Regions from separate parts of the Mus musculus genome. Here regions 1 and 3 are each linked to region 2. Evidence: chromatin loops called from intact Hi-C (ENCODE). Cell type or tissue: left cerebral cortex. All regions are shown on one strand. Links, peaks and the distances in the headings refer to the core of each region. The heading gives the core; the rest is flanking DNA.

The links. Hi-C counts contacts between places; a loop is a spot of excess contacts. Peaks named below come from ENCODE experiments on the same cell type or tissue, not always from the same donor. Only the 100,000 strongest peaks of a DNase experiment are listed, where the experiment ranks them.
Region 1: it touches region 2 in a loop (4-fold over the local background); 6 of 42 quality-filtered maps call a loop at or near these places.
Region 3: a loop joins it to region 2, with 4 times the contacts of the local background. A loop is called at or near these places in 2 of 42 quality-filtered maps.

Annotation. Positions count from the first base shown.
Region 1 is chr19:26,461,453-26,471,836 of GRCm38, forward strand. No RefSeq gene overlaps it. Among named protein-coding and RNA genes, the nearest start is that of Gm34808, 41 kb to the right of the region's middle. In left cerebral cortex, for the core only: a CTCF peak has its summit at 4,002 (motif pointing left); DNase peaks (open chromatin) are centred at 3,979, 4,475, 5,072 and 5,776.
Region 2 is chr19:26,595,608-26,605,991 of GRCm38, forward strand. It overlaps Gm52395 (a long non-coding RNA gene), which reads right to left. Exons shown (of 7, transcript XR_003952911.1): 2 at 9,642-10,384; 3 at 4,751-4,914. It overlaps Smarca2 (SWI/SNF related, matrix associated, actin dependent regulator of chromatin, subfamily a, member 2), which reads left to right and starts at 9,553. Exons shown (of 33, transcript NM_011416.2): 1 at 9,553-9,626. In left cerebral cortex, for the core only: no CTCF peak of the experiment used is centred there; DNase peaks (open chromatin) are centred at 6,044, 8,082 and 9,047; H3K4me3 peaks cover 1,045 bases; H3K27ac peaks cover 1,856 bases.
Region 3 is chr19:26,317,681-26,328,064 of GRCm38, forward strand. No RefSeq gene overlaps it. Among named protein-coding and RNA genes, the nearest start is that of Gm34808, 190 kb to the right of the region's middle. In left cerebral cortex, for the core only: no CTCF peak of the experiment used is centred there; DNase peaks (open chromatin) are centred at 6,203, 6,938 and 7,488; H3K27ac peaks cover 489 bases.

The sequences.
Region 1 (10,384 bases), core at 811-8,810, 130 kb before region 2:
CTTGACATCTTTAGAGAGATGTGTCATCAGTCAGTGTGAGCATGGCAGTGTTAGTTACCCACACCTGGATGGCAGGCGATGATGCCGTCCCCACTGTTATATGAGGGATATGGTTGTTAGATGCATGACTGAGTTTAATGATATTTCTTCTTTTGATTCTTCTCCTTTACGAGATAAATATATCCCATTAGGGGAAACTCTCTCTTCCTCTGTTGTGTTTTTGTTCTAGCTTATAAAATAGGAATGGGCTGCCTCTACATGTACAAAGACCAGCAAGAATGCTAACTTGTTTCTGACTCTGTGTCTAATTGCCAACATAAATAATTAAAAACAAACAAACCAATCAACAAACAACCCTGAGTATTCACAGCCAAGCGCCTGATCTGTCACCTGTTTGCTAACACGCTGGAGAATTGACCCGCCTAAGGGAGACCTGGTGGGAGCCCAGTGTCTCCCTCTAGAGGCATGCTAGAGAACCTTCTCTATCCTTACAGGTGACCTGGTTTATGCAGGCAGAGATGTTCCTCGATATGAGCCAGTTCAGCATCTGTCTTGTGGGTTCTATCCTTGTAAGCATGGCTTTCCAAATCCAGATGCTGCAGCAACATCCTTTAACCCAATGTGATCACCCATAGAAACAACAGTTCAGATCTTTCTGCTTCTAGTCCCAAATGCTTCTTAACTTGAATGGGGGAAACCAACATATATTGCTCTATGCTTCACAGGTCTTAAGTTTCAATATTTAGATATTCTTCAGTGTGTCAGAGTTATATGTGCAAGCATGGTTCCTAAAATCAAACAAAACAATAGAATATGCTCCCTGTTTTGGACACTAAATCTTAGCACTTACAAGCCCAAGTTATAGCATAACCACACAAAGACTGGGCACTTTAGAAAGATGTCACGTTTTACTTGACTGGAATCTCCAGTCAACAAAGACTCGGACTCATGGCCACACCCGACTTTTGCTGCCCAGCCTCTTTTCATTAAATCCTCTTCTCCTGGAAGCCAGATGCTGACCGAACTTCAGAAACCTGCATCAAGAAGAGCCCTGAGTAAGCTAACTCGCAAACACCAACTAAGCAAGAGAAGCAAACCATGATAGCCTGGCCTTTCCATCACTCACAGCTGTCTCTAGAGCTCTTTCCAGCTTTATAGGGAGGGAGTATTTCATTTCGCTTCCAAACTGTAGCAAGCAGATGCTTGGAGGAGGGTTCTGGTTTCTGTCCTGCATGTTAGGAATCTCATCATCCTGTCCTCTGGACTCACAGAGCCAGGAGGTGAGTGCAGACACCTATCCTGGGGATGCTGGCCTTTCTCATCACTCACCAGATAAAAACAGCCCCCTGGAATGTCTCAGTTTCAAAACGGATTCCTTTAATAAAAGCAAAAGTAAGGTGTGGGAATCAGTCAAAGGAAAGAGCTATCTCCCTTACCTAAAGGAAAGCCCATTCTAATATCCCCGGGTTCTAGATGGAGAGTCCTCGGGGGCACAGAGGGCATCTCTCTGAGTCCATCTCCTTTCTGTGTTTTTATATTCCTAGATAATCTTTTCTATTGAGTCTCCACTTCCACCACTGTCAGCTCTAAGGGTTCACGTGCCTTTTCAAAGAGGTCCTAATTTGGTTTCACTCAAACCAAGGCCTGAGGCAAGACCTTGGGTGCAATTAGTTTATTTGAGAGACAACTCCGGGGCATACTGATTAGGGATTGGGGCATGAGACAGGGAACTGAGAGAACCAATAAGGGCTGAAGGCAAGGTGATCCTGGTCTCAAAAAACCCAGAGACCTAGAAAGCTCTAAGTCACAGCTTCCAGGCTCATCCACGAGGGTTGGTGAGACAGGGCTATTGCTCCCATGCCCTCTATTTGAAGGTTACTATGGGTGAACTGAACTTTTTTTTTAATTAGGTATTTTCCTCGTTTACATTTCCAATGCTATCCCAAAAGTCCCCCATACCCACCCCCCCCAATCCCCTACCCACCCACTCCCCCTTTTTGGCCCTGGCGTTCCCCTGTACTGGGGCATATAAAGTTTGCAAGTCCAAAGGGCCTCTCTTTCCAATGATGGCTGACTAGGCAATCTTTTGATACATATGCAGCTAGAGACAAGAGCTCCGGGCTACTGGTTAGTTCATAATGTTGATCCACCTATAGGGTTGCAGTTCCCTTCAGCTCCTTGAGTACTTTCTCTAGCTCCTCCTTTGGGGGGCCATGTGACCCATCCAATAGCTGACTGTGAGCATCCACTTCTGTGTTTGCTAGGCCCCGGCATAGTCTCACAAGAGACAGCTATATCTGGGTCCTTACAGTAAAATCTGATTGCCATATTCGGGGATCCATCCCATAATCAGCTTCCAAACGCTGACACCATTGAACTGAACTCTTGAGTCCAGGATTCAATTAGCTGAGTAGGGAAGCTTCCTCATGTTGGAGGAAGGGTCCATGGAAGGAGGGGGAACAGAGCTGTGGGAGAAAATTCAGACACAGTAAAGATAGCTCCCATCACATAACTCAGGTAAGACAAGCAGATGCATGCAGTGAACAGCTTTCTTCTTGCTTGCTATTAGCCTAGATGAAAGGGCTTCCCATTTAAGAGCACAGTCATTCAAAATAATAAGCAGATACCAAAAGAAACCCTAGCAGACTCCATCCTCAAATCAAGTCGCTGATGTCTGATAACTACATACTGTCTTCGAGGATGATCCATTCGTACAGAGCTTCACCATAGTATGTCTTCTTTCAAAGCAACTGTGCCTACTTCCCCTTGGCCAACACACCGCCACCAGGTTACTGCCAAGGCAAACAGAAGTAGATGAGCCTTGTAGGAAAGCTGCTTTTCTTGTCTGAAAAGAACGTGTGCATGTTTCTCTCTATAACAGCTTCACATGGCTGATTCATTAGTGCCACAATGTACAGAGCTCAACTCAGCTAGAATCTGAGCCCTTTGTTTGTTATGTAGCCTTAGGCAAATTACCTGTGCCTCTGTTTCTTCATCTATAAAATAGAGGTAATTTTTTTAAAAATCCAATCCAATGTTTAGGATGGAATGATTTAATACAGATGCAGTGCCCGGCACATGGGAGCAGTTCATAAATACTGGCTCAATGATAGTAACTGGGTTCACACACATACAATTATCCCCCTCTCTCTTTCAGCTGAGCACAACCAAGTGCCCTTCTGTTGTTTCAACGCCACTCCCCACTGGCACAGCTACGTGATAGCCACAACCTGCAATAATAATCTGCCCAGAACATTGTACTAAGATGGGTTTCTTACCCAGAATGCAACGAGATGCTAGCATCCCATTAGCCTCCTTTATTGTATGTGTAATTAGCCAAATCTAGTAGAATCCTGGATGACCTTTTCTAATATCCTAAATGGGGAGACAGATTTGCCAAGCTAGGATTAGAGCTACTCTCTAGCACAGATAAAAATATTCATCTTTGACCATGACGTGCTCCTCCAGAGTGCCAGGTAGACCAAACTAGAGTTTTCTCTTGAAGCTTCCCAAAGAGCCTGCTAGCAGGATTTATCTCTGGTCACCGGCTTGGACCATATTTTCTTCTGTTGTTCTCCTGTCTACTTTATGAATATTCGGAGGTGTCTGTATCCAGAAAAGCCAGCTTCCTCAGTTTGGCTACTACTCTCTCCTCTTAACTTCATTTCTAAGTGCTTCTGGGTTCCCCCACCCCACCCCACCCCACCCCCGTGGATACACGACTTATCTAAGGAAACCATCCTGCTAACATTCCTCCTTTCTAGACTTCTACTTCTGGAAAATCACCATACGGCTATAAGGTTGCTTTGGTTCTCAGTGACAACTCCATGCTCTGGTTATTCTGCATAGAGAAGCCACCAGTATAAGAGCCACCAGAGGACAAGGACACCTCAAATTTGCATTGACCACAGCCTTCCCTCCCCTTAATTACAAAACACAAATCACTCCACCTCCTCTGGTACAGAAGAAATTGACCTCTACTCCCCCCTGGTGGACCGTTAGAGTATGCTGGGTGAGTCACTTCTGAAATAGCCATGGGGACCCTCAAGACTTATTAAATCAAGCTCCTTCCTAGGAACCTGCCCTGCTCTAATTCAACATGCTGATTATTTATAACTAGAAGATAATTTACCCCCACATGGCCTAGTATTTTTTGTCCTTTTCTTCCAGGTTTTTTCCCCTATTAGCCAAAGGTAACATTCGTTATCATAATTGCCTGGCGACTTGTCGGTCTCCTTAAATAGACCAGGCACAGCAGAAATCCAATAACATTAAGTGATTTTCTGGAGGCCACACAATCAGGAGAGACTCCCAATATAGAAGTCAGGTTTCTCTCTCTATGGTCTGTTGGGCTGTTCATTAGCGACAGCATCCTGTGTTCTGAAATCTCTTTCTGAGAAGAAACACGAAGATAGCCAACAAGGGGTATAGAGAATGGGGATTCTGCTCTCAGCTCAGTCACATCCTGCCAGTACTTCTCATCTGAACAATGAGGGCAGCTTGCTTAGATGAGTGCTAACATCTGGTCTAACTCTCCATGTTGACGATTCAAGTTGAAAGGATGGTGATTCACTCACAAGGATGGGGGCTACATCCAGTCATTCAACAAATATGTATTTTCTTCACAGTTGTTTATTCTGCATCTACTACTATGAGGCAGATTGGCTGTCAAACATACTGGTGAAAAAAATGACAACGACCCTGCCCACTGAGAAACCATGTGGCCACCCTTGTGCTGCCACTGGGCCATATCCCACATCAATTATCCTGGTAAATGGGGTGACAAGGATTTCATAAGCATACTTTCATTGAAGGTTCCCTCTGGGACAAGTATAGGTGTGTTTGCAGCCATAATGCTAGAATACTAGTGAAAATTAGCATCCCTCTTGTTCTTAAAGCAGGCAAATTCAAATAAACAGGAGCTGCACAACAGCTTGGCCATGCCCCTTCCGGTTAATGCACAGCTTCCCAGATCAAGCTATTGATGCACTCTCCTGCCAAGATGCCAACAGGAGTGTCCAATTAGTGCCAATTTGTTTCTTGTAACCTGGGCACCTGTCACCAAAGAACCTGATAAAAATAACCAACTCAGTCACCGTGGATCCAAACGGCTCGAACTAATCCAGACAGAGGTAAACAGGAAAACTTCAAATCCCACTGCACAGACTCCAAGGGACCCAGTTCCTCCACCTGTGGTCACATTTATGCCTTATTTCTGAATGATGGCAAGACACCAACTGGCAATTGATTTTTTTTTCTTTAAATGCAAGTTATCAGCCCTTCCTTCCAGCCAGCTGCGGGCTTCCCCCTGGCAGTTCAGGACTCACAGTGATAATGGATTATCTTGCCTTTTAATAGCAAACTACTTTCCACTGAGATGGAATGAAAGTTGTGGAGGAGAAGCGAAGCCACCCTAGAACTCTTTCAACTCTCTTCAGGAAGCACCTCTAGTTTGCACATTTAAAAAAAAATAACCTTTAAAATCTAACCAGGTTTCTGCTGCGTGGTTGAGCCAGCCACCAGGGTCGGGCTGGTTATATCTGAATTAGCACTGCTTGGCAATCATTTTCAAACTTTTCCTTCATGCCAGCAGTTTTGCTCCCAGGGTGTGCAGTGGTAAGGGGCAGATGCCTTCGAAGGAGCTATCGGGTGGAGATTAGGAACAATAAGCAAATGAGCAGGCAGGACATTTTTACAAAATCAGCCAGGCAAGAAACGCAGCACGTCTTACTCTTCAATAGTGGGCTCATCCAGCCTGCTGCTTTACAGGAACAGAAATGCCTAGAATCTAAATCTGCCACAGGAGGGGGGAGGTTTTTTTTGCCTCCTCACAGTGCTGTGAGCTGAATGGTAGATTGCATCACCTCCATTGTAAGGCCGCTCTCATTATGAGAAACCAAACACAGAGTCTGGCTCCTAACTGGAGTATTAATAATGAAAATGGATTATGTGCATCCTGTTTGCTAAGCAATTATCCCAAGGCAGGGATTGAGTCCAGATTTTTTGCCTCGCTGCCTGAGTGGCAGGCGTGAATAGATAGACAGGTATTTGCATGCAGTGGCTCTGACCTGGAGAAAATGTCAGCAGCTTGGGAAGTGACGGGAAAGCTGCAGGTGCCTGGGTTTGGCAGCCTATTCTTGGAAGAGGCAAACAAAGAAGGAAACGCTGGGATTTGCCTTGATGGTCTTGAAGACAGCTGTCAGCTTCGAGGTGCGACTGTCCTCCACCCTGCTCACCTTCAGTCTTTCATTAAAGTGCTTCCAGCTCCTGTCTTTTCAAGGAGATGAGTTTTATGTGCATGATGGGGAGTGATGCTTTTGCCAGCCACTCTGTTGACCTAGATTGGATCTGTTTAACCTGGGTGCTTTTCAATGAGAGCGCTCTCCAACGCCTTGGGTGCGTTTCCGGTTTTTTAACCTCACATTCCTCTTTCATTGGGCAGTGCTAACTACCTCTACTTCCTGGTATCCCTGCACGGTCCCAAGGCTCCACTTCCAGGCCAAACTGGTGCAAGAGCTTCAGGATAAGCACCTTAGATTCCTCTCTTCTGCTATGATAAAATACCGACAAGAGGCAACCTGGGAAGGAAAGGGCTTATTTCCTCTTACAGGTTTTCCAGACCACAATCCACCATCGAAGGAAGTTGAGGCAGGAACTAAAGCAGAGACCATAGGGGAATGCTGCTTACTAGCTTGCTTCTATAGCCCAGGACCACCCATCCAGGGATGCTACCGCTCACGATGGGCTAGGCCCCCTTGCATCAATAAGCAATCCATTTGCCCCCACAAACATGCTCACAGGCCAATCTGATTAAGGCAATTCTTCAACTGAGGCTCCCTCTTCCTAGGTGACTCTGATTTATGTCAAATTGACAAAGATTAACCAGCATAGCAATCCACCATCAACAGCTGTGTGGCCTCCAATTGCCCCCTGAGATGCCATTCTTGTTTGTCATACAGTTTCATATATGAAACCATGTTAAAAGTCGGTAGCAGAAGTTCATATGGACAAGCCACATTACTCATAGGACCAGAGATAATGGTGCTAGACTAGAGGCAGATAATGTGCATAAGAAAGCTACCCACAAGCCGGGCAGTGGTGGTGCAGGCCTTTAATCTCAGCACTTGGGAGGTAGAGGCCAGTGGATTCCTGAGTTCAAGGTCAGCCTGGTCTACAGAGTGAGTTCCAGGACAGCCAGGGCTACACAGAGAAACCCTGTCTCAAAAAACTCAAAAAAAAAAAAAAAAGAAGAAGAAGAAGAAGAAGAAGAAGAAGAAGAAGAAGAAGAAAGAAAGAAAGAAAGAAAGAAAGAAAGTAAGTTACCCCCAAGATCCCGGCAGCTTTCACAGTGAAATTTGCCTTGGGTGATGCCGATACAATGCTTATGTTTGAAGTTTTTCAAAAGGACTAAAAATAAACAAAAACAAAAATTGATAAAAATGAAGTTTGATTATTTTTGCAAAGTTGCCTAGGGAATGGATAAACAGACTGTCTCATCCACATTAGAAAAGTCTACTGACCAGTGAGGAAGATGACAACGTACAGGGCACTGTCTTGGGATTCCAAATGAAGGAAGACAGACTAAAAAGCCAATATACTGATGGTTCCATCCTGAAAACTGAAAGCACCTAAAACAGATCCGTGTGAGAGCTCAAACGGGGAGGCAGGCTTAAAAGGACGGGAAATCAGGCACGGTGCTTGTAAGCACAGTTGTACCCCAGGCGTCTCCATTCCATGGAACCTCTCATTCTCAAACTGTTCACCACCAGCAATTTCATCACTAAGGGTTCCAGGGAGCTTTCCGGGGCTTTGTCTTTTGATGAACCACACTTTGCATTTAATATAAATCAGAGCATAAGCAATTAGAAAGGCTAGCCTGCCTTTCCACTGAGAGTGAGCTCTAGATATACAGGGGGTTCTACGAGCCCCATGTCATCACCCCTGTTGCTAGCTGTGTGTGGCGGGTCATAATTTCCCACCAGGCCACTCTGAGCTGTCTTCCTTGGGTGCTGACATGTTACCTCCAGCAGACTCATTAAACCATCCAGTTGTTGCTAGCATTGAATTTTCCTCCTTAGACATTACCAAATTAAGGTTTTTCTCTATTTCTATCAGGTTGTACATTGGCAGGCATACTCTCTAATGTTTTAAAAGGTACCATGTACATTGGCAGGCATACTCTCTAATGTTTTAAAAGGTACCAAGCACAAGAGGTTTCTGAAGGCTTAACAAAAAATAAAAACCAAATTCCTAGAACTCTACACAGATTGACCAAAATTGAATTGCTAGAGGATGTCGTGGAGTCTGCGTATTTCAAAGTATCTCCTGTAGTCTTTATAATAAGGAATCAAAAGTGTCTAGAACACTGGTTGTCAACCTGTGAGTTGCAACCCCTTCCACAGCAGTTACAAATCCAATATCCTACATATGGGATATTTACATTACAATTCATAGCAGTAGCAAAATTACAGTTACAAAATAGCAACAAAATAATTTATGGTTGGGAGTCACTACAACATGCAGAACTGTATTAAAAGGGTATAGCATTAGAAAAGCTAAAAGCCGTTGCTCTAGATGGAAACCCTGCTGTTGGGGAGACCTCAACACTATCTTCCAACCAGTACAGACCTGGTTACATCCTCATTCAGACGCAGTTTTCCCTCGTTCATTAATTGAATCCAGGTACCCACCCTGCTGAGACTATAGAAGTGGAAACAAATGAACAGGGTAAGCTTAGCTTCTGGTAAGTGGCATGAAGTGTCCCACCCATGCATGACTCTAGGGACTGACCTGACTGGGACAGAGAGGGAATGAAGAAAAGATACACACACAGAAAAGCTTTGCCCTCATGGATGGAGAAGCCACAGCAACCAGGAAGCTCAGCATGTTTATAATATGGAGTTGACCTGAGAGGCAGGTTATTACAGACAGCTGAACAAGGAGATGGACTTCTTAGAGCCAGATAAACAAGAAGGCAGGGTTTATGGTATACAGGTAGACTAGAGACAGGTTTGGCTAATCTTGGTAGATACAGTCTGTAAGATGACAGTCTTCAGGCCATACATACCAGAGGGGAGAAAGCAGTAGTGGTCATTTTCTGTACAGACTGTCAACACCCATACCATGACCTACACACTGACCCCCAAGGAAGGTTGTGCCATTTCTCTGAGTCACCTGCTAGGGTGGTGGGGTTAGGGTGGGGTAAGGGTGGGAGACAGGGGTTGCCATTCCTTCATGGGTCTGAACTCTACCCAAACATGGGTCATATCGATGTCAATAGCACACAATCACTCTGGATTTCACTTGCTCAGAGCTTCCTCCAGTTCCATCATTATAACGAAGCTCCTATATCAAGGTGTTATTCTCGTGCTGGGCCAGGCTACTTAAATAGAGCAGTTAGAGAGGGCATGGTCTTTGTGGGTGTCAGCCTCATTCTCATTTCCCCTAGGAAGCTTAGTTGCAGATCCACAACTATACATTTTCAGTCTCACCATGATGCTGGGTAGCTGCCACAGGCCAGTGTCACTGTCTGCCTCTGGAAAGTGAAGGGGTGGCCCCAAACACTGACTGCCAAGGTCTCCTTCTAGGCCTGACATTGTATGTTTCTGGAGTTTATTATTGTAATCAAATAAAACTAATCTGATACATATTTAATGATATACATAATTGTTATTGTGCTGCATGGTAATTAGCTATCAGTGGTAAGCTGCTCACATAAATGACTGTAATTAGTGTTTGGTATACACAGTCAAACCCAAGTTTGGGGGTTTTCTTTCATCTCACCCTGTGATCCTGCAATGAGCTTCTAGCTTCATTGTACATATCTCCCATGATAATCTTTGTTCTTCTCTCCTACCTCATTAAGTGCGACTGACATTTTAACAAATCGGGACCCAATGTTTTCTCCTCCCAGGCTGATCAGCTGTAGCAGCAGAGCATCTTTGCCTTCCCAGCAATGGGTCCTTCCATGATGCACACTCTTAGCTCCTTCATCTATTGTCTTAGGTGGCCAGAAAGACCTAAAGGGACTGCAAGAAGCATAGACCACTGGATCTTTTGTAAGAGCTGAAAAAAATCAACAGCGAAGACAGTGAGTGAGCAGAGGCATAATGTTTAGATTTCTGACAGAAGAAGGGGGCGTGGACTCGTTTTCAAAGGCTAATGTAACAAAAGGTCCCACCCTGTGTGGTTTAACCAGCAGACCTATTTTCTTACAGCCTTGGAAACTGGACTTCCAAGCTTGGCTTGCTTGCAGGTGGTCACCTTCTTCTGCATTCCCACAGGGTGCAGGGGTTTTAGTGTGAGTGCGTGTTGGAGGAAGGATGCATGTATGGAGATAGATCAGAGGTCAACCTTGGGTGTTGTTCTTAAGTGCTATCCTGTT
Region 2 (10,384 bases), core at 1,289-9,288:
ACAGGCCAGTGACAGGGCTACAGGTAGGCAGGAAGAAGGGAGAAGCCTCGGGGAGCCATTTGTTCTCCCTCACACGTGGAATCAAAAACAATCAAATGACCCCAACTATTGAAGTTGAGATAAAGTTAAAGAAATTAGTAAATTATTAATTCTTCTATTTTTTTTTCTTTTTCTCCTCACTTCCTCTCTCTTTTTCTAAGGGAAACAATGTGGATGAGTAGAAAATGTACTGACAGGGACTGAGGAGACCACCTTATCTTGGTGGGTAGCTATGGGCAATCCATTCAACTACACGTCCTAGTATAGTGTGCTTGGTTCAGCCGTGAAAGCAGAAGTCCTAAGATTAGCATGCACTTCTTAAACCAGTGACTACTATAAGGTGCTATATAGCGTTACTACTCACAGTAACATCCTAATACATGCTCTGTAGTAACCTGGGTATTCAAAATAATAGGTTATTGGGAAGCATAAATATTCATTTATCTAGATCATTAAATTATATGTGGTCAGAAAGAGAACTGCCCCGTCCACAGGTTCTGGTTTTTGAATGCTTGGTCTCCAGTGGGAGGTACCATTTGGGGGAGATTACAGAACCTTTAGGAAGTGGGGTCTTGCTGGATGAAGTATGTCACTAGGGGAGAGCCTTGAGGGTTTATATCTCCACTTCCACTCATCTCCCACTCTGCTCTCTCTGCTCTGTGCTTCCAGTTCAAGATGCCATCCCTGTTTCCTGTAGCCACCTGCTGCTACGCCCCTCCCCCGCCACCACTATGGACTCTCTCCCCTCTGAAGCCATAAGCTCAAACAAACTGTCACAACAAAGTATTGAGGTTTCAAAAAAGAGAACGTCCCTGGCAGAGGATATATTTTTAAACACGTTTTGGTAAAATATTGATAGAATATAAAATAGTGACTTCTTTATATTCAGACATACCTTGGAACTTTAAATCCTGCACAGATGTTCTTTTATCTTAACAGAAAGTTCCACTTTTTCATATAGCTATAGAAAGTATATGACCCAAAGCTCCCAGATAATCTTTATCATTAGAAATCAACACACATGGCAATGTTTCTGGTGGGATCAGTATGTGGATGTGCACATATCCACACAAAATGTGATTTTTTATTTTTATTACATCCAACAGTTTCTGAACTCAGTGTCTGTTCAGCTAAGTTTTTCTGATAGGAAGATAAAAGTTTCCTACCCGGTGCAGAATCCAGATGCTTTGAAACCTACCCTAGACATCTATGCTAGTTTTCTGTTCATCACTCTCCGGTTTAAAAAAAAAAACAAAAATAAAACAGTACTGACAGCTAAAATGAAGCCATATTGTTATGGCATGTGTTTTTGAGAGGAGAGGAGGAAGGCCTGAGTTAGTGTGTGTTGCTGCCATGAGTATGACCACGCCGACCTCAGAGCTGTGGGATAGTGGCAAAGCCTTTTTCCCAGGGTAAGGCTCAGAGAGATGACAAAGCCTTCCTCTGGTCCCAGATGCCCCTGTTAATACTGTTGATAGTGTGTACAGAAAGAAGAAAAAGCCACCATATCTTCTTCCCTGTGGATGTTTACAGTCTGAAGACTGCTCCCCTACAGAGACTGCTTCCAGGAGGGTAGCTAAACCTGCCTCTTTCCTCCAGCTGTAGACCATAAACACTGGCTCCTTGTTTATCTCTCTGTAATAGCCCAACCGCTTTGTTCAACTGTGTGCAATGGCCCTGCGTCTCTGTTCAGTTGTATATAACGAACATACTGAGTTTCTGAAATGCTGTGCTTTCTCCATCAGAGAGCCCAGTCCCCAGGCAACCCCAGCTTTTCGGGGCACTTCTGTCTTTTCTTCATTTTCCTTGCTGCCCCAGTCAAGTCTGTCCCTGGAGCCATCTTGGACAAGGCAGTATTTTAGTCCTACCTGAGAACAAATTAAACCTTCTGCCCTCCTCCACAAAACTCAGCGTGCTTATTTCACATTCTTTATGCAGTCATCTAAGGGAATTTTAGTAATTGTTTCTGTGTTTACATATTGCTGGCTTACTTTTTAATTGGATGCATGAAATTTTTGTAAAAGTCATGCAGAGGATTTATTTCTTATCATAACATTATCATGGGTCATTTAGGCTGTGTAGGCTTCTTAGTAATTCTTACCACCTTCTTGAAGGAAGAGCTCCTTGAGAGTATAATGAAGCAGATGCACTCATTGAAAAAAATGCTTATTACGTTCCTACATACATATACATACATACACACACACACACACACACACACACACACACACACACACACATTTAAATAGAGTTAGCCTACAGAGGGAGAAAATACCCCCAACTAGAGACCATATGCTAGCAAAAACAAAACAAAACAAAACAAAACAAAACAAAACAAAACAAAAAACACCCACTACTTGCGATGAGTTATTCCTTTTTGAGTTGTTGGCCAGTGGTGTCCCATAAACCCTCAAGTGTATTGCAGGCTATTTCCAGTACTCTTGGTTACCCTCCAGAACTTGGCAATAAGAGCCCCCTGCTGAAGATACCACATACTCAAATCATACAACATGGAACGGCCAAGCTGGCACTGACCCGGAAGCTTCAGCTATGCTTTCCACTCTCATAATGCCAGAAGGTCCTATCACATTACCAGAGTAGAAAAGCAGTCATCGATTTCACCCAGCAGTGAACTCCATAAGGCATAACAATGACTGGTTTGCCCAGCTATACCCACTGTTGGTGCAACCATAGCACAAACGAGAATAACTAATCAGGTTCTGATAGGAATAAGATCCCCTCCATAAGTAGGAACTGTACCTGGTACTGTTTAGGGGACCAAGAACCTGTAGATGGATAAGTTATAGATCCTAGGGGAGATTCTAATACTAATATTATGCTAAATGGACAAAGTAGACCTATTCCTATACCCATAGGCCAGTTCATCTCCCAACCCTCATAAGAGAAACTTCTTGGAGACCCTCAACTGGTCAAAATGCAGAGACTAAGAGGCTGTGGAATGCTTAGCCTAAACGCAGCATCTCTATAATATCTCTCTCCTCAAGGATTCTCGAAGGGGCAAAGATTGTAAAAATTCTAGGTGGTTGAGCACATCAAGGAAACAGTAGTTTTCAGATACAACAGGACAGCTGGACTTACAGTGACCGTGGCAGCTTCCACCAGACCCTTAGTAAGCTCAAGCCAGACAAATCCCAGTCACAGAGGGGATGAAGGGAGGAGGGCACCAAATTATCACCTCGAGTTGATGAGTCACTGGCATTTGATAGCTGCTATGAGAGAGTCAGGCATTTTGAATGCTGTGATTCCCTGGTAGATTAAACAGACTCCAAGGCAGGCCCCATTCCCAAGAGAAGTTGGGCAGCACAAAATAGACTGCACAGGAAAGCATAAAAGAAAGGAACAAATCTCACAGCAGGGCAAGGAGGACGGAGAGGGTGGGGATAGGAGGAGCTGGGGGAACACTGTCAAAATACATTGTAAAAAAAACTCTCAGAGAATTAATGAAGTATTATTCAAATTAAAATCCACACTAACATGGCCACATAATTTGGTACAGTAAACGTTTGGAAGAAGACTCATATTCTACCCCCACCAGTGTTCCAGCATGGATCAAGAACCTTCTACTGAGGACAAATAATTGCAGTTTTTCCATGAGGACACGCATTGCTTGAGTCTGGAGAGCTACCAAGGTGAGTTAAAAATTCTGACTTCATCATTTAGTCAGCTCCAAGTTGTTTGATCACCTTTCCCTTGGACCTCAAAAGAAAGTAAGATAAAGTACAAAGTGTATATTTCATTATTAAACTCGAGTTCAGTATTAATAATATATCAAGTGCATTATGAATCACAAAGCAGAAGTGATGAAGGAGTAAGATGAAGATGAGAAGAAAAAAACCTTAATTATCTTGCTAATTATGATTACATCATATTATCAATAATGAATGCCTCAATATAAACTGAATGTGTAAGTCGGAATTCATCATGAGCGATAGTTAATATCAACCCAGATCCCAAGCAGTCTTGGGTAATTGTGGATATTTTTGACCTATTTTTTGTAGGATCTAATTAGGTCCTCATTGTTTTACTTCTCGGCATGGCTGGCAATGAATTCTTGGGGGCAAAAGTAGCAATTTAGAGCCTGGTTTTCACCTGTGCTCGCCTTATTGCCACCTCAGCCTCTGATTTCTTTTCAGAACTCCTTTTAAGTCAGTTGCTTCATAAATAAGAGGGCTGATTGGCTAAAATTGGAGACAGGAATATCATCTGTGATTTCAGTTAAGGTAGACCCTGAGGAACGGCAACTGTGAATTCATTTAAGGTAGACCCTGGAAGCCTGAGACACTATGGTGCTTGAAGAGCTGTCACTGCCAGTGAGGGAACAGAAGGGTGCCAGCACCATGCCTGCCTGTGACAACCCTGCTCTCAAGGTCCTTCAGCTCTTCTGCATGGCAGAAGACTAGTTTACTTCAGAGACATCTAAAGACTCTACAGTCTGCGAGTATATTAGGCATACAATCCTTTTACTTTGGAGGGGCTTGTAGCAGCAGCAATGTTTTAAGATCAGGAAGCAAAAACAGGGTTTCTAGTATTCTTCTCATATCAATCAATTGCCTTGCTTTCTCCAATGTGGGGGACACAGTTTAAGAACATTAATTAGCTGTCTTGTCGTATGGACTAGAAAGTGAGACTAGTGTCGCGTATCTTAGTTGGCTAAAGGGAAGAAAGGATCTGTGTGAAGATACTGGCCTACCTTCTGGCCTGTGATTTAAAGGAGAAATGCTGTCAGGACCGGCTGATTCTCTTAGCGCGTCCAGCTCCCTCATCTGCACCGTTGTTCCTTTGGCCTGGTTCAAACATTCACAGAACTTCTGATCAATGCTCTTCATACCAAAGTGCAGCTTCTTATCTTTCAAGCTTCCAAACAAAACAGAATTAAACAAACAAACAAACAAACAAATATTTTAAAGTCTTTCCTGCTTAAAAATTATCAAAGATTGTAAACGCTGCAGATTGTTCATCATAGTTACTGGTGGTGAAGACCTGCTGAGTTCTCAATATTAGGTAAGTTTATTATTTATTGCTCATCCTTTCATTCAACAAAGTGGTGGAGGTTGTTTGTTGTTGTTGTTATTTGATACACTGTACTAAGCAACTAGCTAATTGTTGAGGTTTCCACCATGAATTGAACTTATTCTATACCCTCCGGGTACTAGTGGAGTGATATCAAACAAATAACTGCATCAGTCATAAGTGCCCTAATGGAGGTGCACATCGGTTGCTATGGGAGCAGAGTGGGACCTGCAGCTTTTCTGTCTGCAAGGGCACCAGGACCACTTTCTGGATGTTGGGTCACAGGTGAGTCTTAGAGGACCTGGAGTTAAGTCCTCCCTGCATGTCAGAGAGGGGAATATGACCAACAGAGCTCTATAGGAACCTACAGGTAGAGCAGGTCACCCACAGGGCAGCATTTGGGGGAAGTCAACAAGCCTGGTAGACATCTGTCCCTCCGGGGCCTTGAATGCTATGCTAAGTTTGTAGTTTATCCTAAGATGAATTGGGGATACATATAATTTTAAAGTAGAGAGCTAAACGATCATAAAAAAAATTAAGGTGGCATTTTAGAGATATGATTATGGAGAGACAAGATATTTTTAAATCATTTATTAGGGAAGAAGAGAGAGACTAGTGTTTAGTTCTGTAATCAGTTTTCTTGCTAATTCTAAACCCTTCACCAAATTAGATGTCAGCGGATTCAGTTTGTTAAAGTCCAGTGTCTACTACTAAATATGACATACCCAGTCCCTAATGGCCTTACCTGCTCTGGCCTGAAGCTCAATACCGTACCAGTCCACATTAATGCTTTGTTGGGAGTAAAAGCTTCTAAATTTTGTGTGTGCAGTTTTCCTTTACAAGGGTGTTCCAACCAGATAGCGGCTTTTAAGCCCACTATGTACTCTATAGAGGCATCTTCATCTGCCAAAGAGGACTTACATAACAAGTAAATGTGGCCAAGCAGACATGAAAAAGCAACTTCTACCCCTCGCTACCAAGCTAGAAAGAGAAAAAGAGACTTCAGAGAACACATTATGACTCATCGAAGTCCCCAAAGCAAAGCTCCCTGGGACTGCAGCATCCTGTGCAGCTTCCCTGAGTCCTTTTAGCCTCTTAACCAGAGCTGCTTTCCTGTGATTCTGTACAAAACAAAAGAGCCTCTCCTTTTTCTCTCTCAGAATCAGCAATGGTTACGTTTTTTTTTTTTTTTTTTTGCTTCACCACGGAGATGAAGTGCGTACTGGACGGTTTTTCCTATGGAGCAAATGCTGCAGCCTTTTATTTCTCACGAGTTTCAGAGTCCTTTGATGAAATTCTTACTTGCTGCAGTGCAAGCTACAAACAAGACAATTCTTCAGAGGAGGGACCTGAAGGGAGAGGAGAGGGTGAGGCATCCTTAGGTCAATGTGAGGTGAAAGGGAGCCAAGTATCTATATTTAATCTGTATTCCTAAGCACTGATCGTGCACTTTCATTCTCGTGGTTGAGCATGTACAGGTATGGGTAGCAACCCCTTCAAGTACTGCATCAGAATTTTATGTAAGCTGGAGAACACACACACACACACACACACACACACACACACACACACCAAAGGGAAGGTCTTCTTCTTACTTTCTCTCTGACAAAATGCCAGAAGGAATGGCCAGTGGCTTCTGTGTCACAGAGATGAAGGTTTCTCTTTCTAAGAATTGTTATGGCAAGTGGAGGTGAAATTTTATTAATGAGAGAATGACGGCAAAGCCATGCTGGTCATGGTGTGGCACACCTGTAGGAGGCAGGGGTAGGGGGCTACAAATGCCAGAGCCCTTTGGGCCAGGGAGAGGGAGAGGGAGAAAGGAGAAAAGATAGGAGGGAGGGAGAAAAAGAAGGAAAGAGAGAGACATAGAAAGACAGACATATATACAGAGGTAAATGAACAGGGAGAAATACAAACACACATAGATAGACAAAGACAGACACAGAGAGAGTCAGCCAGAGATAGAGAGACGGAGAGATACACACAGAGAAATAGAGAAAAGTAGACACACAGAGAGAAAGACACAGGGATGCACACACACACACACAGACAGACACAGACATACAGAGAGACACACAGAGAGAAATAGAAAGAAATAGACATACAGAAAGACACAGAAATGCACAAGTGTACAGACACATACATACAAACACACATACACACAAGACACACACATAAAACACACATACATACAAACACACACACACAAGACACACATATAGAGACAAAGTCAGAGAGAGAGAGAGACACAGAGGGAGACACACACAGAGAGAAATAGAAAGAAGTAGAAGTGGAAAGAAAGACAAGAGATGCGCACATAGAAACACACACACACACACACACACACACGCACGCACTGTGTGATATCATCAAATTGTTAAACCTGGGCTGTGAGGTTGACATGTGAAGGAAACAAATGTAAAACCTAATGCTTGCTAATGAATGCTTATCTTTATAAGTTAAAGCCTTTTATTATACACAATTAGGTTTCTGGCTATAGTCTGGTAAAGCTGAAACCTATTAGGCAGTTAGAAGCTAGTATTTAGATTATGCATTTACTACACTATTAATTGGGCTTAGCGTTTCTTAGAATATATTCCATTACTGTTATACTGGCCTATCCTCAGGCAGAGAAACAATTTCTTACAACCTCCAGGGAGGCACACTATATCCTAGTCCCTTTTGTTTGGTTTAGAAGTTTGCCATGGGATACACAGAAAACATGGAAGCCAAATTTAACAAGCAAATAGCAGCACCTTGGAAAACTATAAAACTCTAGGCTTGTGTGATTGCTCTCCCTGCTTGCCTGCTCCATGCAGTGGAGCCTTGGTAGTGCTTCCTCCCAGGCCTGGGCCAGTGATGTAAACTCTTCCTAATGAGCACACAGGAATCTGACATTGTTCCCGTTGCTCCTTGTCATCAACATACCCAGTACCTAAGCTTGAGCATCCTTAGAATAGCACTTCACACCCAGTGGCTCTCACAGTCAATTCTGTAAAAGTATAAACCATCTTAAAATAGGATTTTACCCCAGGGTGGGAGGGATCCTCAACCAAATAGTCACAGTGCACTTTGAATGACTAATTTACGCCATTACATTGCAAAATAAGGAATAGATCATACTTTTTCATAACATGACCACATAGGAGCAGTTTTAATTTTAAGAGTCAAGCACCTACATTAATCTGAGTCTAATATAATAGGCCTCTGATTTAAAATCTCCTAACATTCTTTCACACTTCATAAAACTAAAAATAAAACCGCCTCACCAAATAGTGACCTAGGGTCCGGCAGACATACTGTATTTCAAGGAAAACTGAAACACTAGCTCTCCAAACCACTACGTGCAGGCAAATTGCAGTTTGTAGCCTTAATTGGTCTTAAATGTGGGGTGGAAGAGAGAGGAGACTTCGGTCTGTAGAGATTGAGATTTATTTCCCTTTTTAAATCAAAAGCAGATCCCATGGTTCAGCTGCCCCCTGACTCTCCCGCCCTACCCTCGCGGGTCGTTCTCTCCTCCCACATTTTTATGTATATTTTATTCGAAGACGACAGGTGAGGGGAGGTGAAAGTGCTTCGTGCCTTTCCGAAGTAAACAGAGGGGTTAGGAGGGTTTATCTGGGTTTATTTATTTACTAGGCGGCCGGCCTCTCAGCTGTTTCTCTTCTCTGGCATTTGGAAGCTTGCAGTCCTTTAGGGATGAGACAGATTTGGCAAGCTCGCTCTTTGTGCCGCCTCCCTTTTCACTGGGGGCTGGGGATGGGTGGGAAGAACGCAAATTTATGACAGCCTTGAGAGAAACGGGGAGGAGGCGGGGGTCGAAAAAGTTTCAGCTCGTATGATAATGCCCATTCCCTCCCACCCCCGCGGCCAACACTGCCACAAACAGCTTTGGTGCCACCCGGAGCCCTGCCCCCGCCGTCCCCTCCCTTTCTCTCTGCAGGCTCGAGCTGGCAGGCGCAGGCACACTTAAATTCCAGCACGGTCTCCACATTCCCCAGAACTACTACGCTCGATTACTACGGCTGCCCTCCCCTTCGCTTCGGGGGGTTCCCCCAGTCTCCTCGGAGAAGCTCGGAAGGCTACTGCCAGCTAAAGGATGTGCGGCTCCCGAGTCCAGCAGGGCTGCGGGCTGGTTGCTTGTCCTGCGCAGTTTCTCTGCTCCAGGCACAAACACGGCGGAGAGCCGGCGCCTCGCAGACACACACAGATCCACGCATACAGTAGAGCTGTCTAGATCCACATTCTTGCACACCGCCCCCTGCTCCCCCCGCGCGCTCCCGGAGTCGCTGAGCAGGGCGAGTGACAGGAGCGTCCCACCAACCCGCGCCGGGCCGGGCAGGGAGGAGCGGCTCGCGGGGCCAACTGCGGCGCGTCTTCCGGCGCCCGTGGAGGCGGCGAGGGTGGGACGCGGGGCGGAGCCCGAGTTTAGGAAGAGGAGGGGACGGCTGTCATCAATGAAGTCATATTCATAATCTAGTCCTCGCTCCCTCTGTTTCTGTACTCTGGGTGACTCAGAGAGGGAAGATTCAGCCAGCACACTGCTCGCGAGCAAGGTAAATATAACTTACAACTCCTTTCTCTTCTCTCCACGGCTCCGGCCTTACAGCAGCCGCAGCGGCCGCCGAACCCCTTGGGCACCGCGCCGCCTTCGCCCCGGATTATGCATCCTTATCCTAATCATTATTTATTGTGCATGCTGGAAGACCAAAACAAACAGGCGGGCCAACCGCTACAACAACAAAAAAGCCCGCCTCTTCCCCGCGGGCCTCAGGTGGAATGCTCTAACCACAGCTCCCGGGTGGCGATAAAAGAAACAAAGTTTCAACCGAACCTCGCCGTTCTAATAATAACAGTAATAATTACTACTTCGAGGGGGCAAGGAGAAGAAATCCCAACATGTCACAGCCTTGACCCTGGGCAGGTTGACAGTGATGCGCTGCCAACTCAGGGTTGCAACACACTCTCCGCCAGGTTGCATCCCCCCCCCCCTCCTATCCCCTAAAAAGCAGAGGTGGGGAGGGCTAGTGGCAAGAGGAGAGGGGGATTTGGGAACTCCGGGCCGGGGGGCGGAGGGGTTGGGAGGCGGGGGACTGGAAACGCGACAGTTCACCCCGAGCCATCCTCCCCGTTAGAGTTGGAAGGGAACAGGAAAGGAGGGAAGGAGGGTGAGGAGCCCGGGCTGGCGGCAGGGCGCCAACCAACACGGCTGCTATTCGCCTCCCGGGGACTTGTTTAAAGGGCTCCGGCTGCGGGGACGAGAGCAGATCTTGGCGGTAGTAGTCTGGGATGGCGCACTGAGCGGGCGGCGGCC
Region 3 (10,384 bases), core at 1,644-9,643, 280 kb before region 2:
GGAGGAGGCAAGTTAAAGGGCCATGCATGTGGAAGGCATCCTGACTGGCTTTGCTGGACCTCATTTCTCCTTTCCTCAGAAGGGCTTTGATTGTTGCTCCTGGAAATGTGGTGATGGGGGTCATAAAATGAAGGCCAGTGTGATGGTTTGTATATGCTCGGCCCAGGGAGTGGCACTAGTAGAAGGTGTAGCCTTGTTGGAGTGGGTGTGTCACTGTAGGCATGGGCTTTGATACTCTTGTCCTAGCTGCCTGGAAGTCAATCTTCTCTTGTTTGCCTTCAGAACAAGATGTTGAACTCTCTGCTCCTCCTAAATCATGCCTGCCTGGATGCGGTCATGCTCCTACCTTGATGATAATGGACTGAACCTCTGAACCTGTAAGCCAGCGCCAGTTAAGTGTTGTCCTTATAAGACTTGCCTTAGTCATGGTGTCTGTTCACAGCGGTAGAACCCTAACTAAGATAGGCAGCATAGAAAAGCAAAAGTGTAGGGCAGACATACTCATATGAAATGAGTTTATTCAGATTTATGTCACTGCTGCAAAGCACTGAAGAAATTGGTGCTGATGTGATCCCTCTGAGCGATTGCAAAGAAGGCAGTTGACTGGTCTCTCTGCCATCATCTTTCACAGCCCTCTCAAGACAAATACTTATACCTTTAGGCACAACTGCATCTTTGTTTTTGCTTTGTAAAGATGTGTGTGTGTGTGTGTGTGTGTGTGTGTGTGTGTGTGTGTGTGTGTGAAGTCTCTAAGATGCTTACAACTTTATCATCCAGAGTGTATAATATTCAGATTGCTGCTTCCTAAAAAAAAAAATCATTTCTATCATACAGAGTGGTGAACATCAAGGTGACTCCTAAAGTATTTCTCTTGCAGAATGATTGTGTCAAAATCTTACTCCATTAGCGATGTAAACTTGTTTTACTTGAGTGTCTCATTCCCGCTAATATCTCTACCAGATCTGGGATTGTTGGGCTTTCCTTTGTACTTTTGCTGTGTGAATCTGTCTCCTAAGGGACTTGGCTGCATTGATATCTGGGATGCCTTTCAGGGAATCTGACTGATCATCCAGATTCCAAAGGAGAGATGCAGGGGTCAGCTGTAGGTGCTTTTCTGTGACCTGTAACCTTTGATGAACTAAGGATCATGCGTTCCATTCAGCATGCAGAGTTCTTTATAATGCTCCACAGAAGATACAGTGAAGAGTTCCTGGGCCACTCTGTCGTACAGCACAGTTCATCTGTTGTAGCCTGGAAGCAGCCAGGGACAAACAAAAACAAGCGTGTGTGGCTGTGTGCTCAGACACTTTTTCTTTAAGGACATCAACCTCAAGTTTCACATAATTGTCAGACAGTACTCTTCTTACCCTATATTCTTCCAACCATTTAAAATATAAATAGCATCCTTGGCTTTCACAACATACAAAAACAGGTGGTGGGACATTTGGCCTGTGAGCCACAGTTCGCTGACTTCTGGACTCAATTTCAGAGCTGCTGGCACTGGGTTTGGGAGTGAGCTTTACTAATTATATGAAGCTGCTTTCTGGAAACTCTGATTCCATTCCCTTAGCCAATTCACAAGTGTTTTGGTTGATCCACTTCATAACAGAGGAAATACTGTTGTGTGTGACGGCTTCAAGGGCATTGTAACAAATTAAGGTTATGGAATTTTAGAGCAAGTTGCACCACCTTAAGACTAAAGAGTATGATTAAAATATTAAAATGGAAGACTGGAACATAATTCATGGTTTAGAGCAAATCATCTCAGATACTTTCAGGAATCAATAACGCATGACATCACTCCCATCCATCCCAGTGACACCTATTCATCTCATAAAACAAGAATTCCTGCTGCTATGAAATGATCCCAGAGTACACACAGGGGTCAAATTAAATACTCTCCAAGAAGATTGGTATAATTGTGAGCTATGATGAAACCCAAATTCATCTGTTCACATGATTTTGAAAGGAACCTTGACATTTTTAATATGTTGTTGATATCTGCAATCTATTTTCACTGGAAATTTTGCAGCACAAATGTACACAAAAATGGAGGCAATAATTTGATATAAAGACATAATATTTTAATAGTTTTATTTGTTGAAATTAAAATATAAGCATATCATTAAGCCATCTTTTTAAAAACCTCCATCCCTTCCCATGTAATCTGCCCCCTCCACATTCTTTCAAATATATATATATATATATATATATATATATATACATATATATATATATACATATATATATATATACACACACATATATATGTATATATATATACACATATACATATATACATATATATGTATATATATCCTGCTCAATCAGCACAGTCAGCATAATGCTACTTGTATGCATGCATGCATATGATTTCAGAGCTGACCACATGTATTGGATAACCACTTACTTGAGAAGTTCTTCTATTTCTCTTGCACACAACAATTCTTAAAGTTCTTTATCTCAGGTTGGGCATATGAGATTTCTCCCTTCTCTAATAGCATGTCTATTGGTGTTGTCATTGTTCAGGTTTTGCTTAGCCAGCCTTGTTGATGAAACTTCATGGGTGTAGCTCCTGTGACATTTCTAAGAGACACAATCTCAAAGTAAGCTTCCGGTTCCTCTGGATCTCACACTCATTCTACTCTCTCTTTCACTATATCTCTGAGCCTTAAGGGTAGAGCTGTGTTATAGATGTATCAGTTGGGGCTAAGCGCTACACGATCATTTATTCTTTGAATTTTGATTGGTTGTGGTTTTCTACAATGGTCTCTGTCTATAACAGAGACCTATACTTATTTATGAGAATAATGGTAAATATTTAAAATGCAATTAGGAATTATGGTTGTTTAGTAAATTGGTAGTTATAGATTCTCCTCAAACATCCTATATGTGTCAGTGCCAACAAAAGCCAGAAGAGAGTATGTGATGTCCTGGAGCTGGAGTTCTTTGAGGCTGTAAGCTGCTGAGAACAGAACCTAGTCACCCCATAAGAGCAGTAAGTACAATTGACTGGTGCCATTTCTCTAGCCTCATGGAATAATAATTTAATGCCAGTTAGAATATAGCACCTTTAAGGAATGCAGCCCCCATTTTCAACAGGTCTGCTTGTTAGACACAAGAGGAAGCCACTGCCATCTTTACTTGATAGGCATTTCTGGGAAGAAGCCTGTATAGAGACATTATGTATAAGTAAATAAAATGTATGTGAAGCCTTGTATAAAAGTAGACTTCCAAAAGTAGATTTCAGTAGCTAAGCCCAGGCTTTCAAGACAGTCCTAGGTTTAAACCTATTGTGTGTGTGTGTGTGTGTGTGTGTGTGTGTGTGTGTGTGTGTGTGTGTGTCTGGGACCAAGTTGTTTATCTTTAATTTCTTCACTTACAAAAATAGAAAAACATTGCTAATGATTGTGGATATACATGCTATATTACAAATATAGTCTCTGTACATACCTAGTAAGGCATTCACTAAATAGAAGTCATTATTAATGAATTTATCCTGAGAAAAGTACAGACCTTTGTGCAGTGAGGCATGAAAGGATTTAGAACATAGACAGTGTTGGCACTATGAGGGAGGCTGCCCTCGCTGAGTGGTGCAGATGCTAAAGACACATCCCTGGGCTAGACCTGGTTAATCACAACCATCATGGAGCCATGGCTTCCTCCTTCACTCCTTTCTGGCTACAGTGGAGGTTCTGGTGATGTTGTCATTTTGTGGCATTTTGCAACTTTCTCTCACTTGATACCGGGGCATCCCATCTTGATATTGTTTTCCTCAGTCTCATCCCTTCTGATTTTTCTTTTGCTTACATTATGGCCTCATTAGAATTTATCAAATTCTTCCTTATTCAGAAACTTCTGATTGCAAATTCTATTTAATCAAGATGCTGATTGTCTATCTCAAGTCACTGTGCTGAGAAAAACAGTAGCTGGACAGTTGCAAATCTCTGTCCCATGGACCGTGATTCAGTGCAAAATGGAGAATACCTTAAAGTGGCACTGGGGAATATGAGAGCTCTTTTACAGCCTGGCATGTGCTCAAGGCCTCTAGCATGACAGAAAAGGAGCAGACTTTGTATCCCACTACTGGGACTCTGAAGACTCCTCAGCCAGCACCAAATATAGGCTCTTAGCAAGTTATTTACTCTTGCTAAATTCAGTGTATTAGTCAGTCCATGTGTCCATGAATCTATAAGGATTCCATTTAAGCAACAATTTTATGGTCATAGGCATCTAGTCTAACATCTGACACTAACCTATAACCTGTGGGCCTTCTTTCATTCATTTGAACTGGATTTAAGATTTAATTTTTTATTTTGCCTGTGTGTGTGTGTGTGTGTGCACATGTGCATATGATTACAGTACATATAGAGGTCAGAAGATGGTTTTTAAAAATGAGCTGGAGTTACAGACATGTAAGCCACCTGATGTGTTTGCTGAGAACCAAGCTTGGGTACTCTGCAAGAGCAATGTATTCTTCAATGCTGACCCATCTCTCTAGCCCCTAAAAAGAAGATTTCTATATTTGCAACATAAGTCATATATTTATCATTAACAAAAAGGTTACAAATTTATCAGGGTTCCTCTGGGCACAGAAGGTTTTAGGACTATCAGGAAGCTGTCGTGAAGAGACAGCTGATGCCCAAGAAGCCAAAGGAAAAGCCATACGGCTCATCAGCACTCTATACATGGAGGCATGAGGAAGTGGCTCCACAGGAGGCTCACTGGGCAAGTACAGTGGACTCAAAGGATTGTTGCCTAACACATCAGCCGCCAAACTGACCTACAAGAAATGTATAAGCAATGAAGGAAAATAGCAAGCCACTGCCAAATTGCTTCTTGTACAGTGTGATGAAGGACCAGCCCTGACCTGAAGCTGGGCAAAGCAATGATTCAAATGTGAAGACCTCCAGCAGAATTTTCATGCTTTGTCCCTTGGCTCTTTAACTCCCTCCCTCTGCCATTACCACCCACAGAAATCCCTAAACTGAAATACGGCACAAGGGTTAAACTTCTGGCTGCTTTCAAGTTTCTGCATGGTAAAAGTTAGAACCCCAGATTTTCAGAGTTCACCATCACATGCATGTTCCGTTCTGGCTCCGTAGCCTCATGTATATCTTCTCTTTCCCAGGACCAAAATACTCTGGACTTCTCTTGGCCTTCTTCACAGCTCAGTGTGTTTGTACATGTTATTCCTCTATCAGGAATATTCTCACACAACTTTATCCTTGGACATTTCTTTCCTTACTTCAGTCTCAGTTCAATGATAATCTTTATGGATCAAAAAAAGAGGAGTTAAAGGAAACTGTGAGATACATATAGATGCTGAGAACCAAACTCAGGTCCTCCGCTGTAGCAGGAGACATTCTTAAGCACAGAGCCATCCACAGGCTTTATAATAAGGATATTCATATGTACAGTTTTCAACTACTAGGGATGAGAATGTTTGTAGTACAACTATATATGTTGTGAATATTTTTGCAGCATTTACTAATAGTAAACTAAAACTAATCCAAACCATCTCAGAGAGAGAGAGAGAGAGAGAGAGAGAGAGAGAGAGAGAGAGAGAGAGAGAGAGAAGGAAGAGGAGGAGGAGGAGGAGGAAGAGGAAGAAGAGAAGAAAAAGAAAAAGTGATACTGTGAGTCACTTTAGAATTTAAATAGACAAACCTAAGAAAGAACAAATTGAAATTCAGCAAAAATCTTAAACCTTGGATAAGACAAATATGAATGTCTTTACTAATGAAATGATTTATGCATGAATAGTGAATGTCTCTTTTATATGTCAGGTACTATGGATACAAGGCAAACAAAGCTGTATTAATATCTCCTGTCAATAAGAAGCCAGCATCCCTGGAGTGTGTTGAGCAAGGGGGGAAAGGTGGAATAGAAGAAAATCTTCTAAGTGAGGAAGAGAATTTTATTTTCTAAATGTAGTCGGGAGCTTTTGTAAGTTTAAAGCAGGGCAATGATTTATAGGCCACTCTGGTTCTTCTTTGGTGGTGGGAGGAGAGTATGAGCTTGAAGCCTGTGCCCAGGTCACTGATGAATGGCAGTCAGAACCATTGCTTGGGCTGTGAAGACAAATTTATGAACCCCACCTTTATGAGTTCTAATTCTATAGATCTGGGGGTGATATGCATGGGTGGGTGGAATTTACATATCTCGAGAGTTGCTGGGTGGTGCTGATGCTGCCACTTTTAGACCACACTCTGAACAACACTGAGTTCTCTAGGAGGGCGTGAACAAAGCCCTGCTTTACCCCTACTACTCTTTTGCACCCCTCCTCCCAATCACAGGTCTCTTCGGCTCTCATGGTGTGTGTGCATGTGTACATGTGTGTGTGCGTGCATGTGCATGTGTGTGTGCATATGCATGTGTGTGATTGTTTGTATGCGTGTGCTTGGATGTGTGTGTGTGTTTGCTTGTTCAGATTGTGTGTTTGTATGCCTGTGTGTGGGCACTTGTGTATGTGCGTTTGCATATGAAAGACCTCCGCATATCCCTGCAGATATACATAAAGATGGGATCCTTATGATATCTAGTGCAACTGGTGCCTTATTTGAGGGAAAATTTGGACACAGAAGCAGGTTCACAGGAAGGACAGTATGAAAGGAGAACCGAGAGCAGAAGGATGTTTCTGTAAGATCAGGGACACTAAGGATCGCTCACAAAACCCAAAAGCCAAGGGCATCATGGAATTTGTTACAGCAGCTTTAGTAAGACTCTAAGGACTCCTCCTGGGATCACTCTTATTATATTGTAACCTTAGCTTTATACTTAGTCTTCATTGTTGCTGAGATCTGCCATTCTTTTTTGGGTCTGCAGCCAGTGGACCAACACCAACACTGCTATGAAACAGACCAAAGGCTCTGAGAACTCAATCAGGATATAAAGCCTCATATCCCCATTTTTCCAAATATGGAGTCCATGCCCTAGTCCGAAAGCAGACAGTCACCAGCTTTAGAATCTATGCCCTATTTTCTTACCATCTTTGCATCCATCAGTTATCCCCGAGCCTGAGTCATAGCCAGTATGTTTGTTGAGTGAATAGCAAATTTAATGAGTCATTCTTTATTTTCCCCTGTGGTAAATGGAAAACTTCTAGGGCCTTTGACCTTCATGCTGTATCTTTTTGTCAATGCCATGAGTGGTTTATTTGGGAAGCATCTGTTTTTGGATCACATTACCCTGTAAATGTATATTGTTAATGAAAGTGATCAGTGCAGATCAAGCTGACATTAACACTGAAGATATGGGGGATTGCTTGGGTGTGCAAATGGAAATGGTTTAGTGCCAGGGGATAATGAAAACATGAGAATTAGGACCGCGTTATTAGACGGAGGGGATGAGACTTGTCATTAGTTCCCACTGCTTCCTGAAGTTATTGTTAATAGCTGTTCAGAGTGAGTTGACGGGAACATGTGGAGACAGAGGAGGAGGAGAAAACAAATGTGTAGACAGCGTCTGCTCGCTGAGATGCGCGGCGTTCAGAATTGATCGCCCTGCAGTGCTTGCTGAGAGGCTAGTGATTTTTGAACTGATCCGTTTCTCCAAACTCACTCAGAGGCACAAGCAGCTGAAAACCACAGATTCCTCTGTGTGCCTGCACCAGGCTTTGATTTCCAATGCAAAGCCAAGTTCATGCTGCCACACTTGGGTGCCAGACCCTGAAGGAAGATGATATGGTTTGGGGTGGGCTTTTTTGTTTTGTTTTGTTTTTGTTTTGTGTGGTTTTTTTTTTTTTTTAAGTTCACAGAGGGGGTGGTTCAATGAAAGTATGCAGACAGAACTTAGTCTATTTGAGTTGCTATAACAGAACACTATAAACTCTTTGGTTTATACACACCCCATAAAATTTTGTCCTCACAGTTTTGGGGACTGGGGAGTCTGTGAATAAGGTGCTGACAGATTGGTGTCTGGGGAGCCCCCACACTCTTGTGGGGATCTGTCTTCTTACTGTAATCTCACACAGACAAGAGGGCTGGCTTTTTGTAGTCTCACCATGCTCCAAATGCCTCATCTCCTACCATCATATATGACCACATGGTGCCTTTCGGGTTGGAGTGGCAGCATGAGAATTTTGTGAGTTCACACAAGCATTCTGATGATAGCACACAACAATGTGTAGAAAGAGGTGCTATGTCTATGATACTGGCCAAACCAGAGAACAAAATCACCCCATTGTCGAGCCACCTAAATTCCACTAACACTCAATGATGCTGAATCTGAAACTGAACCCTTGTCAACCTCATACTTCAACTAAAGCTCCACTAACACTAGGCTACACTTTATCAAAAATCCAAACAATGATCTAAACCTCAACCCACACTCAATCTAAAACTCAACTCTATTCAACATAACATTTGATCACACTCAGTCTAAAACTCAATCTACAGCTCAATCAGACTTGCCCTCACGATGCCTCAATTGGCATTAACCACGTCCTGCCCTGCCCTGCCAGAGACTGTCCTCATCCTTCTAATTGCATATAGAACACAGAATTTTTTTTCATATAAAACTTGTGTAATTTTTATGATCTCAGATTTACGACATAATTTTTAAAATTACTTTTAATTTTCTTAAATAAAATAATTAATGGTATACTTATAGGTTTCTGGGCCAGACTGAATTGTGAAGCCTATGTCCTTGTGTCCCCAGCATCCATGGACAGTTAAGAAAGCAAACGACCATTAAACTCCTTGCTGATAAATCTCAAAAATCTGGAGTTGCCTGAGATGTGGCTAGGTTACCGAGCACTTGTACAAAATATATCAAGCTCTAGAGCCTGTCCCTATTCCCACAAAAACAAACAAACAAAGAAATAAACAAACAAACATTACACAAGAATTATTACTCTGAGAAAGAAAAAGTTTACTGAAGTGGAGAGTGAAGCATATGGCATTTAGAAATAATTGCTGGAGCTCAAATCCCAGCTTATCTTTCCCTATGTAGAAATGACACCAGGAAAGCCAATTCGGATGCTCTCATCTACAGAATGAACCAAAATAACCAGGATTTGTGAGGAATGAAAATAACAGCACATATAAAGGTCTGTGTGAGACATATAAGTTCAATTAGCAAGCGATGTTATTTCTAAGTTACACATACTCTGATTTAATTATGACCATTTGCCTCTTAGGATTGTTTTGAGAGTGTTTTTTTGTCTGTTTGTTTGTTTGTTTTGTTTTTTGGTTTTTTTTTAGGTAATACTTCTCATGGGTATTTAGGCATTTACATATCCCCCACCCACTGTAAACTATTCAATTTTGTTTGCATATTTTGTAATGTGTTAAATGACAACTTTAAAAAAAAATCAGAAATCCTTATAAAATTGAAACAAAAACCAAAAACAATAAATATGTCCTTCCTCTAATCTAGTTTGTTGCTGAACAAAATAAAACTGAATCATCTCTGGAAAATATGTGAGGACAGGAATACACTGGAATTTGGTTTTAGAAAATCAGAAAAATCTAATGACTTTTATAGACATAGAGATGTATCTTGCTAGTCCACAGCACAGAGGAAAGAAACAATTATTGAGCTGTTGGTACCGATGACCTGTTTCATCCCTACTCCTCACCATGACATCTGACAGTCAGTCAGAAGCTGTCACATTATTGTCCATGGATGGTTGAGTGGAGTACCACTGTCAGGCAAAGGTACAATAACAATGTAACTATTTATTTTTTACAATTAATATATATTATAATATATTGCTATATTGTATATTTTATTACCTATTATATATAATAAAATATATTATGTAATAAAATATAATTATGTAATGATAATATAATACATTATATATATATGCATATATGTCTGCTTGCCTGTGTGTCTGTCATATGTATGCAGGTGCTCTTGGAGGCCAAAAGAGGTCTAGGGTCCCCTAGAGATGAAGTTACAGTAGGTTGTAAGCCACCCAATGGAGGTATTGGGAAAGAAATCCAGATCCTCTAGGAGAGCAGAGGCTGCTGGTACCAGATGAGTCATCTCTCCAGCCACAATAGTTAATTCTTCTTTAGAGTTTTTAATGTATGTGTTCAAAAGGAGTTCTTTCCTGACTCAAGATCTCATCAGGACATGACTCTTCACTCCACAAGGAACATGCAGAGCACAGTGATGCTGCCATGCCTTGTGGGCACAGATGTTCAGTTAGGTGGCTCTGAGGACTATGGGGTTTGATGCGGGGCAGCTTTCTGGGGCTGATAAAGCCCAGGGAGACAAGTACCTAGACAAGCAACAACCTGGGGGGGAGAAGCAGAAAGAGCAGCCGGTGGGAAATGAGAGTATAGTACAGGACCTCAGTTGCAGTTCCTGGCAATGTCATGGCTGTGGGCGTCCTGGTAAAAGGGTGATAGAAGACTGTGCTGAGTGCCTC